Linked DNA regions of Mus musculus: region 2 is linked to region 1. The links are chromatin loops, found by intact Hi-C in ENCODE. Cell type or tissue: left cerebral cortex. All regions are shown on one strand. Links, peaks and the distances in the headings refer to the core of each region. The heading gives the core; the rest is flanking DNA.

Region 1 (2,901 bases), core at 307-2,806:
CATATACCAAGGAATCTGATTTGTCACTGAAACAATTTGGACACCTACTAACATATTATGAATAATGTTTTAATTGTTACTTTGAAAATTCCATAAAAAAGAATGAGTTCAATCTCATAGAACAAATATCTTCAAACAAAGAAACTGAAGCAGGCTCTGGGATTTTCTTACTGACTTCACCCCCCTCTCAATTCAGAACCCCAAACGAACCAATTCTTAAAAGCATTTCAATGTCTATGAAAAAATATTTTATATATATATATATATATATATATATATATATATACATACATATATTATACGTTTTCGACATTAAAAAAAAAAATTCTTCTACAGGTAGGTTGGACCAGTAAAGGGCTATTTCCCTAACACCAGTTTGGTTCTGTAAGTTTAAAACAAGGCAGCTCAAAGATGAAATAGGTTGTCTGCAGCAGGGAGAGAAATTACGTGTGGGTTACTTGAGCAAAATAGCACATTAAAATTCAATCTGGGTGGGCTCCTGCCCGAAAGAAAACAGAAAATATTTCTGGCTCAGACCTTTTGAATTGATGCCCCTTTGGGTCACCAGATGCCATATCCTGCACTTCCAAATTAGAAGGAAATCGAAGGCTCATAAGATACCTTGGGAATCACCAGTGATGCTTAGCAATTTTAAAAAGCACATTTCAAATAATGTGCAAGCGTCCTGATGCCTATTTGATAACAGGGTCTCCTTGCGATAGTCTCATGACCTGTGATCAGACAGTGCGATGAGAAAAAGTATGTGTTTCAATACTCAGATCATTTTTGTTTTGCACAAAGCAAACTCAGACAGGATCTTATCAGTAAAGCAAATAGCTCTCGCATCGAAAATAAGGAAAGTCTTTACTCATGAGTTTGAAAACGCTGGCTTCCGTAATCTCGATAGATATGTCGATATAAACCTAAACATAAAAGCAGGACATTCTCTTCGTGGGACCCCGGGCTACTCAGAAGTGCCTCAACTGGCCTGGTCTGCACCTGCAGCCCCAGCCTAAAAAGGCAGAGGCTTTGACCTAAGTCAACGCTCTCACAGTCCTCAGAAAGAAAAAGATAGACGTGAGCGACACGGACACTATGGATTTCGAATGACTTTCCTTTCTTTCCTATTCCTAATTGAAAAAAACAAAAACAAAAATCCACCAGTTATCCCAAGTTTTTCTACTGAAATTTAATTCGAAAACACTCACGTGGATTTGTGCGCCGCGCTTTGGGGGCCAAGAATGATCCTGGGGCGCGAAGAGCAGCCGGGGATCTGGGGGCTCCTGCACCCCGCGGGACCTACCGGGTCTCCGGCAGCCGCGGCCGAGCGTCCCGGGATGGGCTGTACTGCGCCGGGCTGCCCCTGTCCCCGGCCCGGGCGCGGCCGCGCAGGCACTTGTTAGAGTGCCCTGCTAAGTTGGCTGCGGAGCAATTCCCAGCTTTCTTTCACAATGACTTCCTCAAGTTGCTCACTCGCATTGTTCCCCATTTCTCGCCACACTCCCCGCCCCCCGCGGGCTCCGACCCGGCTCCGAGCCCCTGGCAGCCCGGCTGTCCCGCACGACAGCGCCGCCCCGCTGCCGGGGCACCTGGCCCGGGCTCACCGCGCCGCCACCTGCGGCAGCCCGGAGCGCGCGCCCCTCGCCCCGCACCGTGCAAACTTTGGGTTGGCGCTTGCGACTCGCCTCCCGCTCGGCTTGTCCCACAGCCCACCCGGCCTGCGCGCACGGCACGCGGCTTCGGGACCCTGACGGGGACACTGAGCGGGTCAGAGGGAGGCACCCTCCCGTCCCGCGCCCGCCCTCGGGTCCCGCCTTCAGACGGCAACTCCGCGACCCGCCGGGCCGCGCACACAAAGTTTGCAGCCGCACGGGGCTCGGGCCCGGCCGCCGAGGGTAGCCGGGCGGCGGCGGGCACCGGCCGTACCTGCTGGCGCCGCCGGCGGCTGCAGCCCGCTCGCCCGCGCCGGGCCCGCTCGGCGCGCCGCCGCCACCCCCGCGCGCAGCGCGCCCGGGCCCTCCCCTTGGCGCCAAGCTTCCTCATTCCAGCGCAGCATCACGCCGCTGCCCCGCGCGGGATGCGGCGGCCCGCGCTTTGCCCGCGGGCCGGTCCGGCTCAACCGCGCCACTGCGGGACCCGCGCTCGACCCGCAGGGGTGCGGCACGTGCGGGGCCGGCGGGGAGGGGGAGGGGCCTCCCTGCCGCAGCGCCACGCGCGGGACAGCCGGGACAGCCGGGCGGTCGGGACACAGGCTCACTCGCCCAGTCGGGGAACACGGGACACTGTAAGGCACTTTCCCCGGTGTCTAAGAGCAACCGCTGCAAGCGCACAGCCGAGTCCCTGAAACTGGGACCCGTGGGCTCCCACGTTCGGGCTCAGACCCCAAGGTACTGATGCCCACCCTAGGGGGTGGGAAAAGTTGATCCTGTGCGAGTGAGGAGAAGGTGCAGTTCATTTTCCCAGACAACCAATGGAATACCTCTCGCGTCTCTTCCCTCCCACCTGCTCACAGAAGAAGTTAGGATGGCGCCTTCCATCCCGGCCTGTGTGCACACGCCAGCGTGGAAGGGGTCTATGGACAGAGGTGGGAGCAAGGCAATCCTACACCATGCTCCACGGCGCCGCAGACCTCTCCCTGGCGTGTCAGGCACGGAGTGCCTGCGTAGAGACAGGACTGCAGCCTCTGATGGTGCTCACACTCTACAAAGAGCCCATCGTCTTTCTGATTAGCTGGGCCACACCCGAAGGGGGCCAGACAGGCGTTAACCCTGAGCACAGAGGGAGAATCTTTAATTCCATACACACTGCCTGGTGTCCCTGCCTGGGTAGGGTGGGGGTGGCGGTGGCCTTGCCTCACCACTTTTCAAAACCACTTAGAAAGGCACAAAATAAAACTCTGGA
Region 2 (2,901 bases), core at 187-2,686, 120 kb after region 1:
CTGAACCAGAGGGAAAGAAAAGGGGTTTGGTGATTCTGACTACCCAGCAAAGAGAAGTCGCTCATACAAAAAAAGGAGGGAGGGGACAGAGGAGAGAAAAGAGCAGAAAGACCTGTCAGTGCAGACAAGGAGACTTGGCCAATGCTGCTCTTTCATCTTGCATCTCGGCATTGCTGAAAGATGACTCTTCTGTAGAGACCAAAGAAGCAGCATCAGACAGAGCCCCAAGTATCAGTCCCTGCGAGGAGTCCCTGTGCTACCCAAATATCAGTCCCTGTAAGGTGTCCCTGTGCTACCTGGGACGGATGCTCATGAGTTCCTAAACAGAAAAGGGACACACACACACACACACACACACACACACACACACACACACACAATTTCTGCAAGCCACCACATGGGCTCAGTTCCAGGAGATAATTTTCAGTGGCATGACCCACTTTTTTGGCTCCTTTATATACCAAGCTGAGCTTGAGGGGCCTGGAGAACACAGCTGCAACTCTTCCTGCAGCACAAACCCCAGGAAGGACGGGTGACGAGAGCTGCCTTCTGGGGAGAGCTTGGGGTCCCTGGAAAATGATCTGGGATCTCCTCTGCTGCTCAACACAGAGCTGGTACACACCAAGCCTCACTAGACTTAGGGATGAGGGCTAGGTCTTCAAGAGTTTTAACAAAAATGAGAGATGAACACTTTCTCACCTAAAACAACCCAGTCAGTGACCAGGGGTACCAGGAGCCAACGTGTATTCAGTGCTTACAAGCCCAGCAATGTCAACAGTAAGTTGTTTCATTTACTCAACCTGGCACTGCCCCCTGCTTTACAAATCAGGAAACAGACTATACATGCCCCTGGGCTTAGAGACTGGGCCCCAACTCCCTAGCTTAAGTGGTGTTTCTGTGCTTGATACTGGCATAGTCGAAGGAGCCGAGCAAGGGCATGGGGAATGCTGGGAGAGGAAAGCACAGTAAGGACAGACTGACTCAGGCCTGTCAGTCCCCCATGTGCCTGCAGTCTTCCAACCCTACCCTTCCAACCTGGGCCAGTGCCAAAGCCTGCTTGTATTTTGCTGCTGAGTGGGGACGAGACAGCTGGGAGGGTACTACTGCTCAGCTACGGAGAATATCAACTAAGTTCCTATAGCCTTTGATTTGTAGGTGGCAAGGAGCAAGTCAGATGAGCCAAGTGCATCTGGAAAAGCCTATAACAGTAGGGAGGCCTTGCTCCCAGCTAAAAAGGAGAAAACTAGATCCCACTGCATGAAGCAGTGACTGTTGGGAGGAAGTGGAGGCAGCTGGTAGCAACCAGGCACTCTCCAGCTCTGGGCAGTTCCTCTCATGTTGAAGCCAAGGTACGGATGTGGTTTCCAACTCTCTGGAGGCCCCAGAAAGATATGTATCCTGGCCTCATGCAAGCTTGATTTAGAGATAAGCGCTGGCCTGGAACCAAGAGGAGCTGGGTTGCCTAGCACAGATCCCCAGCTTTCCCCATGCGTTGATCTCTCTTCTTGCCTTCCCTGCCCCTCACTGCCACATTGCTGCTAGGTCCAGGAAGTACTGAGCATGCTCTTCTGGTGACCTTTGAGTTTGGGGCCCCCATCTTTAATGTTCCTCAAACAAGACAGAGGTAGCACTTCCTTCCTCCTTGGAAGAGGCCTTTTGGCATGTAAGCACCTGGCCTTCACATTCCTCTGAAATTTGCCTGAACTTAGAGTTGTTCCACTCACTTGGGGCTAGAAAGGGCACTGGACCCACACAGATCCACCCCAGAAAGGCTTTTCTGACATAAAGGATCCCATGGTCTTTTCTCAATCCTTCATAGACGAGATTTAGATCTCTATCTTTATCATTTAAAAGCATTTGCCACACAGTGGGTGCTCAGTGATTCTTAATATAGAATGGGTGGAGAGGATGCGAGAGACAGAGGGAGGAAAGAAGAGAGGGAGGGATTTTCATCTAACTCTTGTATTTACTTGTTAACCGTGTAAGCTTAGGGGTGTGTGCAGATATGTGAAGAAGGAGAGGGATCGCACTGTGCATCTAGAAATCAGATTGGTCATTCTGAGATGCTACTTAAGGCCATGTGCCGAAACTTCCTGACAAATAATAATGTTAGTTTTGTTTTCCTTCTTCAGGTATTGTAATAGCATGATGGTGCAGCTTCATCTTCAGCCTGACGGGATTTAGAAGACTCAGAGGGTTTGCTTGTAGATGTGTCTGTGAGCATTTTTCTACGAAGGGGGAGATTCAGAATAAAATAGAAAAAGGAGAAGGTCCCCCTCTCACCAGTGTCTCCTCTCACCAATGTCCCCTCTCACCAGTGTCCCCAATTACCAGAGTGCCCTCTCACTAGTGTGCCCCCTTCACCAATGTTCCCTCTCACCAATGTCCCCTCTCACCAGTGTCCCCTCTCACCAGTGTCTCCTCTCACCAGTGTCCCCCCTCACCAGTGTCTCCCCTCACCAGTGTCCCCTCTCACCAGTGTCCCCACTCACCAGAGTCCCCTCTCACTAGTGTGCCCCCTTCATCAGTGTCCCCTCTCACCAGTGTCCCCAATTACCAGAGTGCCCTCTCACTAGTGTGCCCCCTTCACCAATGTTCTCTCTCACCAATGTCCCCTCTCACCAGTGTCCCCTCTCACCAGTGTCCCCTCTCACCAGTGTCTCCCTAACTAGCTTCCTCTCTCACCAGTGTCCCCCTTCACCAGTGTCTCCTCTCACCAGTGACTCCACTCACCAGTGTCCCCCTTCACCAGTGTTCCCTCTCACCAGTGTCCCCCTTCAGCAGTGTCTCCTCTTACCAGTGTCTCCACTCACCAGTGTCCCCCTTCAGCAGTGTCTCCTCTCACCAGTGTCTCCTCTCACCAGTGTCCCCCCTCACCAGTGTCTCCCCTCACCAGTGTCC

Evidence for each region. Peaks named below come from ENCODE experiments on the same cell type or tissue, not always from the same donor. Only the 100,000 strongest peaks of a DNase experiment are listed, where the experiment ranks them.
Region 2: a loop joins it to region 1, with 2.5 times the contacts of the local background. A loop is called at or near these places in 13 of 42 quality-filtered maps.

What each region holds. Positions count from the first base shown.
Region 1 is chr11:11,684,776-11,687,676 of GRCm38, reverse strand. Ikzf1 (IKAROS family zinc finger 1) reads right to left here and starts at 1,752. Exons shown (of 8, transcript NM_001025597.2): 1 at 1,209-1,752. Gm11999 (predicted gene 11999) reads left to right here and starts at 2,042. Exons shown (of 4, transcript NR_166812.1): 1 at 2,042-2,387. In left cerebral cortex, for the core only: no CTCF peak of the experiment used is centred there; DNase peaks (open chromatin) are centred at 916 and 1,485; H3K4me3 peaks cover 1,340 bases.
Region 2 is chr11:11,562,896-11,565,796 of GRCm38, reverse strand. All of the region lies in intron 1 of Gm11998 (predicted gene 11998), which reads right to left. Among named protein-coding and RNA genes, the nearest start is that of Gm29945, 6.4 kb to the right of the region's middle. In left cerebral cortex, for the core only: no CTCF peak of the experiment used is centred there; DNase peaks (open chromatin) are centred at 802 and 1,336.